Linked DNA regions of Homo sapiens: regions 2 and 3 are each linked to region 1. Evidence: chromatin contacts called from ENCODE Hi-C or POLR2A ChIA-PET data. All regions are on one chromosome and are shown on one strand. Each heading gives the region's core, a stretch centred on a gene start or an enhancer-like site at or near the end of the contact. The rest is flanking DNA. Distances are from core to core; before and after follow the strand shown.

Region 1 (3,286 bases), core at 342-2,841:
CCTAGTGAGAAGTTGGTTGACAGTTTCTAGTTGGTTAAGCTTAAGTTTTGTTTTCTGGATTTAACGTCTTGTTTCTATAATTATAAAATGAATACAGTCACTTCAGAAACCTAGAAATGTATAAAGTAAAAATTTTCCACAATACTCCACCCAAAGATAACTTTTTTGAGTATGAATTTGTTCTTCCTCAAAATACGCGTTTTAAACAATTGATATCAAAATGCATCTTGTTTATTTGGCTTTTGAAACTGTTATAACACAACTTATAACATTGGAAATACATTATTTTATTAATACAAAGTAGTTTTCATAGTAAAATACCAAATTAATTAAAAGGCAGAATGAAACGTACCATATACATGTAGACGACAAATGAAAACTGTCAAAGTATCCTTCTCTCTAAAAAGCCACAAATTACGTTCTTTGAAGTAAGTATTGGGTTTTATTTCCTAAACTATACACATCAATATCACCTCCTGAAGCTTTTTACCCAGTTTCACGGTTGGTATTTCGGACATGCAATGTTCCATGCTGTCAAACTTGGAATGCCTCGTTTGGATACAGGGAGACAAAGACTTGGAGACCCAGAAGCCTGAAAGTGGTTCTTGACCGACTTTGTCCACTCAAATTAAGGCATCATGCAGCTGGTCATCACTTACATTGCTGGTTGCACGCAGGCACACACACACCAGTGCTCACAGCCAGCACTTGTTAAGAATGGTTGAGCTGGACCAAATGGTATACGTGTCTTTCATCAATATAAACATGGACTGCATTCATCTGGACACGGGCCTTTCCCGCCTACCGAGCCTGCCCACCACCCGAAGTTTAAGCTCATCTTGGAGGACCTGACACTCAGGAAGCCGTCTCCCGTTGTTCCACCGGCTTTGTGGCCCCAATGTCTGTATAAGCTGCTGATTTGCCTTGGGAAAACAAACCAGCATCGATTTCAGAGAAATTACTGGATAATTTGCGCTGTGAGGCGCCTAGATCGCAAGGCGCACTCCGCAAATGACAGCCGCTCCCGTGCACTTGTCCAGTCATTCGGGTGGCATACTGTCCGGGTGGAAGCCCGCCAAAATAATCCATTTGGAAGGGACGGAGGGCTTCGTCAGAAATTGCCTTCTTGTAGCTATGAGACATTGAGCAAAACAGATAAGAACTGGGGCAATGGAGGCATAAACATTAAGGCTAGGATGTATTTTTGGGGAGAAAGCGGCGGCTAGCAGGGACGAAGCTCAACTTCATGCGCCGCGCCCCGGAATGCTTTGCCTTTAGCCACTAGCGGAGCCGCCCGCCTGAGGGAGCCCTCCGGGAGTGAGCGCACGCAACCGTGCAGTCAGATTCCTCCGCCGACCGCGGCCCTCTCTCCTCGGGCTTTGCCTTCGCTCTCTAGCTTTTCTTCTTTCACTCCCGCTCGCCGACTCCAGCCCGCTGGGCTCACGCTCTGCCGGACACCAATCCCGGCGGCCCTGCCCGACGGAGCTCAAGGCTAGGCCTGGCCTTGTCCGCGGAGTCCGCCCCTCGCCGCCACCGGGATCCGCCCCCGCGCCGACACGCACTTCCGGCAGCGCCGCGGCCGGGAGGGACCGAGCGGGGAGCAAGGCCTGCGGGGAGGCGCAGGATGGACGCGTTGGCTGTCATGATGTAGGACCTCCTGACCTAGAACCATGCCCGGCGCAGGGAGAACAACGAGCTTACGGACCGGGTGCGGGGGCTGCTGTGCGAGAAAGCCTACCTGCTGGCCCGGGAGCGTTCGCCGGCCCACCTGGTGGCTTTCCCTGGACGTTTAACGGCGACTCCGCCCGGCCTCCCGACTTTTTGATGCAGGCGTTCTCTTACATGACTTTCTTCGAGGCTAGATTCTCGAAAGACATCCTGAAGGTGGCTTTCTTAATTAGCTGCCTCACCGGCTGGCGGAGCAGTTCGTAGTCGCCTACATCGAGAGGGAGAGCCCCGTCCTGGCTCAGTACTGGGGCTTCGTGGACGCGCTGTAGCGGGTCTTCGCCGTCGTGGGTAGGAAACAGTCGGGCCGGATCCCCGGTGTCTGGGGAGCGGCTGCCGGCCGGGCCCGCGCGAGCCGCTTCACTCCTACAAGCCCGGCTCACTAGTTCCAAGCTGCTGGACTTTGACCCTCGCTGGGAAGCTTGATCGCCGCCTGTTCTCGCCAATCTCTATGCCTTTGCACTGCCCAGCAACCCGGTCACTGCCCAGGACCTGTTAAAAGTTGAATGGACCTCCCAGAATCACGCCGCTGCCACCGCCGTTTCTAGAGACGGCTTTTGGCCACCTTTGAGAATCAGGGTCAAACTTGGAAGGGCCTGCATTTGTCACACTTCCTCGGACACTAATTTGGATAGTTCAGGCCCAGAGACGGCTTCCCGGGTTAGTGTGCCTGACAACACTGAAGAAAAATTGTGACATTTTCCTTCCCCAGAATTACTTCGTTTTATACATTTCACTTCTCTTCTGAAATCACAGCAATGCCAGTTTGCGCCTTTTGGTCTGAGGAACGCAGGCCCTGGCCACTACCAGGAAAAAGTATTTACTTTTAAAACTTGAATGTATATCTTTACCGTATGCCTAGTACAGTAGTGCTTGGAAGAAACAGATTAGTAAGACAAAATATATGTCTTCAAGAACACTTACGTTCTGAGAAAGAATTCTGAATGCAGATTCTAATGTCTGGTAAAATGCTTTACAGTGTAAAGAATGCATATATGATTCTTATTTTATGGCATTTTAAACTTTCCACCCCACGGTTTTAAAGTGTTAATATATGTTAAAAATATATGCAATTTATAAAGGAGAAGGAAAGCCCAGCTTGATTTTTGCTGCCAAAGATGGTATATTTAAAATTAAACGTAACTAATGGCAAAAAATAATGGGAATGGTGCAGTCTTTGAGCTGTATCCAGTTGGCATTATTCTCTTGGACTAAAAGGAATAGTATTAACTTCCTCACTTTGGGTAAGCCACTTTAGATTTTTGGGCTGCAGTTTTCTCAGGTAATTAGAGACTTTATATTATGAAAGTTTGGTTCACAATTCTTTGAGTCTCTTTTGGGAACAAAGAAGGTAAGAGGAGGATATGTGCCCTCCTCTCAATCAAGGGGTTTCTTGAAACCCTCTAAGGAGAAAAATCTGAAACTGCCTTTCCTAAAACGTTCATGGGTTTGTCATTCTGATGATCAATATCGTCCCACTGAAGTATCTTTTTGAATTCCTAGTTAGGAATCTTTATGTTAAGATAAACTGATCACTCTCTCCTTCGTGGACAGTTTATCT
Region 2 (3,286 bases), core at 1-2,500, 2.0 Mb before region 1:
GTTAACTTTGGAATACGTTAGTGGTTAATACACGGAACGTTCCCGAGATCCCTCAAGAAAGAAGCTACGAATACTTAGAAGATACTATTCCGCGGCGTTTACAGCAACACTGTCCGTTCCAGAAGGATTCAAGTGGCGGCCTGCTTTGAAGGCGAAGACCACAGGGCAACCCAAACTTCAGAAGGGTTCTGGCCACGGGAGCCACACTGGTCACTGTCCCCTAGTGCTGGGATGACGGCTCGAGTGTTAGAGGATCCCACTCTCTCCTCTGGTAGGTGAGGTCAGAGAGCTGAGGGGGCCAGAACAAGTCTTCCTTATCGGATTCTGGGCGGAAAAAGATAAAGTCGGGGAGGACTTTCTCTTTTTAATAAGATTCATCGTTACGAATTGTTCTAGGCAAGCAGACCTCAGGAGAAATAGGCCCAAGTTTTGATTCCTGTTTTCACCAAGTCGCAAGTCCTAATCGTAGCAAGAGGTGCGGGGAAGAGTCGCCTTCCTTCCTGCATAGTGGGATCCAAGTCAGGCTGTCCTTGTTAGCCAGGGTCAAAGGGGCTCTGCCAGGGAAAAACGACGGCAAATGTTTTTCAAGAGGAAGTCTCCAGCCACTTGTGACCTGGGAAATCCGTCTGGGCCAAAAAGATAGTGGAGGCTTGGCTGAGGGCCCCAGGGACACACGTTTCCTCCCGTATGGAGGGGGCGGGACTCTTAATAAAATTACACTGCACACAGAGCTAGCATCAAGATCCGCTCCCGGGATACGCGCACTGCTCCGGGGCCCTCAGGCGGAGACCCAGACCCCGCGCGGGGCGTCAAGCGCAGGCGCACTACCGCCCACAAGCTGGAGCCCGGCTTCGGGGCGGGGCGAGGGTCAGTCACGTGGGCCCGCAGCCCTCTCCTCGATTTCCCTACAAGGACTTGGGCCGACGGGCCCCGCCCTTCGCCGTGCCCTGGAATGTGCGGCCAGGCAAAGCCACAGGACGGACGCAACCATCTGCGGAAAGGATAGGGGGGAGGAAGACTTAACACTGCAACAACAGGTACAAAAAAGAAGGAAACTCAGTAACAGGACCCAGAGGACCATTATATATTGCTCTATATTCTAGGTCGCCCACTTTACACTTCCTTCTCATGCACTTGGTCAATACCACGCCCGCTGACCACACTGGCGACTTCCCTCTCTGTCGCCCCTCCGTGAAGTCAGACCCACTCTGCGGGCCAAGAAAGGTGACCGGGCTTCCTTCCGGCTTGCTAAGCAGAGGCCGGAAGCGGTGGTTTTTAGCGGCTCTCTGGGTAGCAGGGTGGTGTGATAGCGGCAGCGAGGGGCTCGGAGAGGTGCTCGGATTCTCGTAGCTGTGCCGGGTGAGTGGCGCTCGCGTTCGGGCGCGTGAGACCCATCCCGGGGACCCGTCTCCGCGGGGGCAGCTGGAGGGCGGCGGGGCTCCTGGCGCCGGTAGCGCACCTGGGCAGGTGTGCCAGCCAGGTCCCCGGTTCTGGGATCCGAGGCCATGGCTTGGAGTGGCCCAGACCCGAACTTCGCTCCTGTGCCCAAACTTGGAACTCTGGAAATGTGGCTTCGCTCACTGGCGCCTTGAGCTTGGGCGACTGCCGGGCCCGCGAAACCCGACCCCTGCAGAGCTGACTCCGGGACTATTTTAGTTTCTAACGTCAACTTGCCCGATTCAAGAGGGTTTGCGCAAAAACGTAGCCCGTTGTCCCCCTGCTGCAGCTGTTGTTGCAGCTGTGTGGCTGCGTTTAGTAGGAATAACCAACTCAAATTGGGAAGTTCTTCAGCTCAGTATCCGCTCCTGTAATTAGAACTTTTTTTCTTTAAGCGATGAAATTTTGGACAGAGAGATCTGGAGTTTAGTTTGTGACTCGAAGAAAAACTCCAAAATGTAATACCTTGTCCCATTTGGGGGGAAAGTTTGGGCTAATTCAATTCGCCATGGAAGTGTCTTCTTTTTAAAGTAGTTTAGTAGGTATATGAATGTATCTGTCAGTTCTTGAGAGACCTATGGATTTAGCAGAGATTTTAACTTAAGTGCAAAAAGTTTCATATTTAAAGGCGAATAAAGCGAATATTTCTTAAAATTATTGGTATTTGTTTCATGTTCTGGAAGGGCTCTAATAAACGGTAATCAGAAAAGCACTCTATTTTCAAAAGCGAGGCTTTACTGGCAAGTCAGCCCTCACAGCTAATTGTCTTTGTCCAGTGGTGAGAACTTTTGGGTGTGGCAGTCCAAGAGAACGAATCCTACCTTCAACCGGAAGTTTGCATAAGAAATGAAACTTGGTTTACTTGGAACGGAAGCACCAACTTGAAATACACTTTTTAAAAATTGTGGTTAGCACCAGAAAATAAGTTATACTTAGGCTTTTTTTTTTTAAGTGCATTGATTAAATGAGGCGGTATATTTGGTCAGGGTTTAGAAAGCCCACCAAATACTAGGTGCTATCACAGTACGCAGTGTTTTGTAAGATGGTGGTTTTTTCTTGCAGAATGTGTGATATTTCTCAGAATATTATCAATTTGAGTGTTCGTTTTGTAGAAGAAGTTTCTAGGTTATTTTACATTTATTGCCACTTTGTAAATAAATGCTGGACTCTAGGATTCTAACCACAGAACTCTAATGTATATATTGGTATGGATTAATCCCATTTTATAAATGAACATAGTTTCTAGAGATTCTGAAAACTTCTTGTGTCCTTTGGTGTGTGGGGAAAGCCACTTTGAGAATCTCTTCTATTTCTCCCACCTATTAATCTAGTCTAACATTTTCCTTAATCATGTTGTGTATCTCTCGTTACAGCCCACAATGATTCTGAGCTAAAACACAAAATAAAAACCAGATTCATTGCCACCAGCGCTCACCTCGCCTGACTTAAAAAAAAGGTTATGCTCCTTTAGATCTGTAAACTCAGTCTCCTAACTGCCCTTCATCCACTTTCTCATGCATCTGAAATCCTCATATTTTGTAGAAGCCTGTTCTGTAAGTCTCTCTACTTTCCAGTTTCGTACAACAGACACTCCTTGACACCAAGGATCTTTCACTTAATCCCTCAAAAATAAAGACTCGAGCTGGGTGCGGTGGCTCACGCCTGTAATTCCAGCACTTTGGGAGGCCGAGGCAGGTGGATCACGAAGTCAGGAGTTCAAGACCAGCCTGCACAAGGTGGTGAAACCCCGTCTCTACTAAAAATACAAAAATTAGCTGGGCATGGTGGTGGGTGCCTGTAATCCCAGCTACTCCAGAGGCTGAGGCAGAGAATTGCTTGAACCCTGGAG
Region 3 (3,286 bases), core at 787-3,286, 1.6 Mb before region 1:
AAGAATTTGCAAACTAGGGAGGGTCCCACAGAGAATGATGCTGAAGAGCTGAAGAAAGAAGCCAAAAAAGGAGGCCAGAGAAAGAGCTCCAACGAGGCTGTCTGGTAGCAATGATGAATGTTCTGCCATCTTGGGAAAGCAGCTGGCACTGATGAGGACAAAATAACTAATAGACAAGTTTGCTGCTGCTGCTTCCAGCCAAGCAGACCCCATAGTTGTGCACTTAACAGTGCATCATAGGGCTCCTGCTCCTTGCGGTGATGTGTTATGCTGGCCGGACTTTCCAACAAATGCCAGACAAATCAGCGGTCTGGCTGGAGTCCTCCACCGGCAAAAATGCGCAAACCCTGGCAACAACAAAGATGATGAGATGAGATTCAGTCCAGACCCGTGACATGCCATTAGATCTTCCTAATCACCAGAGAGCAAATCCTTACTCTGTGTACTGGACACTGTGCTAAGAACTTAATAGACATGGGGGCTGGGTGTGGTGGCTCACACCTGTAATCCCAGCACTTTGGGAGGCTGAAGCATAAGGATCGCTTTAGCCCAGGTGTTGGAGACCAGCCTGGGCAACAGAGTGAGACCTCGTCTCAAAAAAACCCAAACAACAACAACTAGCTGGTCATGGTGGTGCACGCCTGAAGTCTCAGCTACTCGGTAGGCTGAGGTGGGAGGATCACTTGAGCTTGGGAGGTGGAGGCCGCAATGAGCCATGACTGTGCCACTGCACTCCAGCCTAGGTGACAGAGCAAGACCCTGCCTCAAAAAAAAAAAAAAAAAAAAAAAAGAAAAAGAAAGAAAGAAAAAGAAAAAGAAAAAGAAAAAGAAAAAAAAGAAAGAAAAGAAAAGAAAAAGAAGAAAATAGACATGATCTCACATATGTGAAAGATCCCACTATCCCCATTTAACTGATGAAAATATTAAGGCTCAGAGCAGGCAACGGACATCCCTAACTCATCTAGAGATTCAGTGACAGAGTTAGAGTACTCAGGGCTCCAACTCCCATCTGACCATTAACTCAAACCACCTTTGTTTATCTCCCCCGCCCCCCGCCAGTAAACACTCTCTAGTAAACACCTTGTCCACTAAAGCACCGTGGTTTCCACGAGGGACTCCTTCGTGCACAGCCATCCTCACTCTGCAGGAACTCTTAAGTTTCAGTGAATGAATGAATTTGGAGTGGTCAACAAGGGGTGCACAGTTGCAACTTTTAAAATATTGCAGAAGGAGAGAAATGCCACAAAACAAAATGCACATGGAAAAATCACTACCTTATTTCAAAATATTTACAGCTTCACATTTAAGGCCACCCAAAGCGTGGCGGTCAGTGGTGAGAAGGCAGAGATCAGAGGCTGTTGGGGTGGGTCATACACCATGATTCCCGGCCCCCCTCTGGGAGATACAAGGTATCCCACAGTCTTCTCTCCCAGTTACATCCTCCACGGAAACCACAAGATGACTCGCTCAACTTTTTCTAAAGTAGAAAAAAATATGCTTGTGTGTGTGTGTAAGGGGAGGAGAGGGGATGTGAATGAAATGGAGGGTAGTGTAATAATTCCTGTAGTCATAAGACACGCCAGTTGGTAGTTGCTAGTATTCCAGACACTTCCTAACGCCAGACAAATGCCCCAAGCCTCGGCATGTCTGGCCTAGAGATCTATTCAACTGATAGCAGCCGCCTCTTCTGGGGAGAGCAGATCTTTCAGAAAGCACTGGCTGCGCTGCTAATCAAACGCAACATTGTTCTCAGCAAGGAGGAAGAATGGAAAGGTTTGTTTCAGAGTCACAACTTTATTTTTTTTAAAAGGCACCCAAGTTGTTTCAACAAGCTGCTACAAAACTTGGGCTTCCTGAGTGGAGGCTGTTTTGCACAGTGCATGTACTGTACAAAAATCCAGGCAGGGAGGGGTCAGAGAGTTCGTCATTAAAGAAAAAAAAAAAAAAAAGCCCCAGGCACTTGATGCCTGGAAATGATGTCAGACGCAGCCACTCCTCTGTTAGAACTACAGCCAAACAATGCGCAGGCAATCCACAGCAGCTGCCCCTGCAAATGTCAGCGCCAGCCCAGTCAAAAGAGCTTGAAACCTACCAAGCCGGAGGACTGTGCTGTGCCTCTCTCGCCCACATTTTCCCCAAGCACTCTCAGGAACCTGGCAACAGGTAACGTGGCAACCTTTGACTTATAAAAGGGCAAGTGGCACAATCTCAGGGAACAAATGGACTTTTTTTTAAAGCCAGCATCTCCCCCACCACTCCCACACCCCCCTCCCTCCCTCCCTCCCTCCCAACCAAAAGTCTGTAAAAAACAAAACATTGACGCGGGCAGTCCTACTCTCTAGTGTCCCCTTGTGGCCAAGCCTGGAACATCACATCTGTACGTTGCAATCTGTGGATCAGCTACGAGGTAAGTCGCTCTTTGGAAGGGGTGGAGGTCTTTGCTGGACTTGTCTTCCGAAAAGTATGAAGAGTGGAAGTCAAGGCTCAGAATGGCGTCCTTTTTTACCTTATCACCTTAACAAAAACTTCACCTTAGCTGCAGGGTTAAACCTCTGGGTTGGGGCTGGGGATTTTCGTTGTTGTTGTTTTAAAGCAGCAGCCAAGGCCATGTTTTTTAAGGTGGTGAGTTAAACGGAGCAAGAGCTGCGGTAGCCTTTTCCACCCAATCTCTTTCTTCACATCCTAGTCACAGCCAAGGGTAGGGTGGATGGCAGTGAGGATAAACAGCCCAGAAACAGGATTCCTGCAGGGTGGGACTGGCATTTTCCATTTTTATCTGAAGTTGTACTTTGAATGCAGACACCTTTCTCTCAGGCCAGAAGCACTGCTCATTTGTATTGCTGGCTTCCAGTTAGCCTATTTGCAAGGATTACTTAGGATTTCCAGACTGCAGGCCCAGCTACCCAGAGAGTGTGCCTCAAAGCCCCACCTCAAAGCTTTTATCTCTATGTGGCGGGAAACACCCACGAAAATGCCAACGGCGGTATTTGTAACTTGCCTTCTTCCTTTTGGGAACTGCTTTCTGCAGCTCTCTCTGCGTTAGAGGAATAGCTACAGCTGGGAGCTGCTCCAGCCACGCAGGAGGAGAGGGCACCCATTGAGAGGCGGGCACCCCTTCTGTCTCCCTCTGGCTATGTTAACTGGAAACTAGGAAAGGGGTTCAGATCAAAGTAACTGCTGTCTTCAGAAAGTTCCATTCATTAACTAAGTTAGCGGAAATTAAATGGTGTTTGGAGGAAGGTCATTTCAGAAGGCCCAGGGCCAGAGGCTGAGGTCTAAAACTTCT

What was found. Hi-C counts contacts between places; a loop is a spot of excess contacts on that map. ChIA-PET counts read pairs that join two places held with the same protein, here RNA polymerase II (POLR2A). Pooled maps may share reads with other maps.
Region 2: a pooled map shows a loop between it and region 1 (11-fold over the local background). The contact joins the promoter of MYL12A here to the promoter of LINC00667 in region 1. A Hi-C loop is called at or near these places in 6 of 50 pooled maps. POLR2A ChIA-PET finds 5 or more read pairs at or near these places in 2 of 52 experiments (activated CD4-positive, alpha-beta T cell and naive thymus-derived CD8-positive, alpha-beta T cell).
Region 3: a pooled map shows a loop between it and region 1 (7-fold over the local background). The contact joins the promoter of DLGAP1-AS1 here to the promoter of LINC00667 in region 1. A Hi-C loop is called at or near these places in 2 of 37 single-sample maps with no recorded cell type and 10 of 50 pooled maps. POLR2A ChIA-PET finds 5 or more read pairs at or near these places in 2 of 52 experiments (HepG2 and K562).

What each region holds. Positions count from the first base shown.
Region 1 is chr18:5,236,509-5,239,794 of GRCh38, forward strand. It overlaps LINC00667 (long intergenic non-protein coding RNA 667), which reads left to right and starts at 1,592. Exons shown (of 3, transcript NR_015389.1): 1 at 1,592-2,541. LINC00526 (long intergenic non-protein coding RNA 526) reads right to left here and starts at 1,521. Exons shown (of 1, transcript NR_026849.1): 1 at 216-1,521. RefSeq lists a silencer at 1,538-1,707 and an enhancer at 1,928-2,107.
Region 2 is chr18:3,246,551-3,249,836 of GRCh38, forward strand. MYL12A (myosin light chain 12A) reads left to right here and starts at 1,251. Exons shown (of 4, transcript NM_006471.4): 1 at 1,251-1,359. It also overlaps a transcript of MYOM1 not described here. RefSeq lists enhancers at 958-1,187, 2,320-2,389 and a silencer at 1,478-1,557.
Region 3 is chr18:3,592,078-3,595,363 of GRCh38, forward strand. DLGAP1-AS1 (DLGAP1 antisense RNA 1) reads left to right here and starts at 2,037. Exons shown (of 3, transcript NR_024101.1): 1 at 2,037-2,163; 2 at 2,343-2,407. The region is part of intron 7 of DLGAP1 (DLG associated protein 1); the gene reads right to left. RefSeq lists enhancers at 1,677-1,796, 3,209-3,286 and a silencer at 2,794-3,088.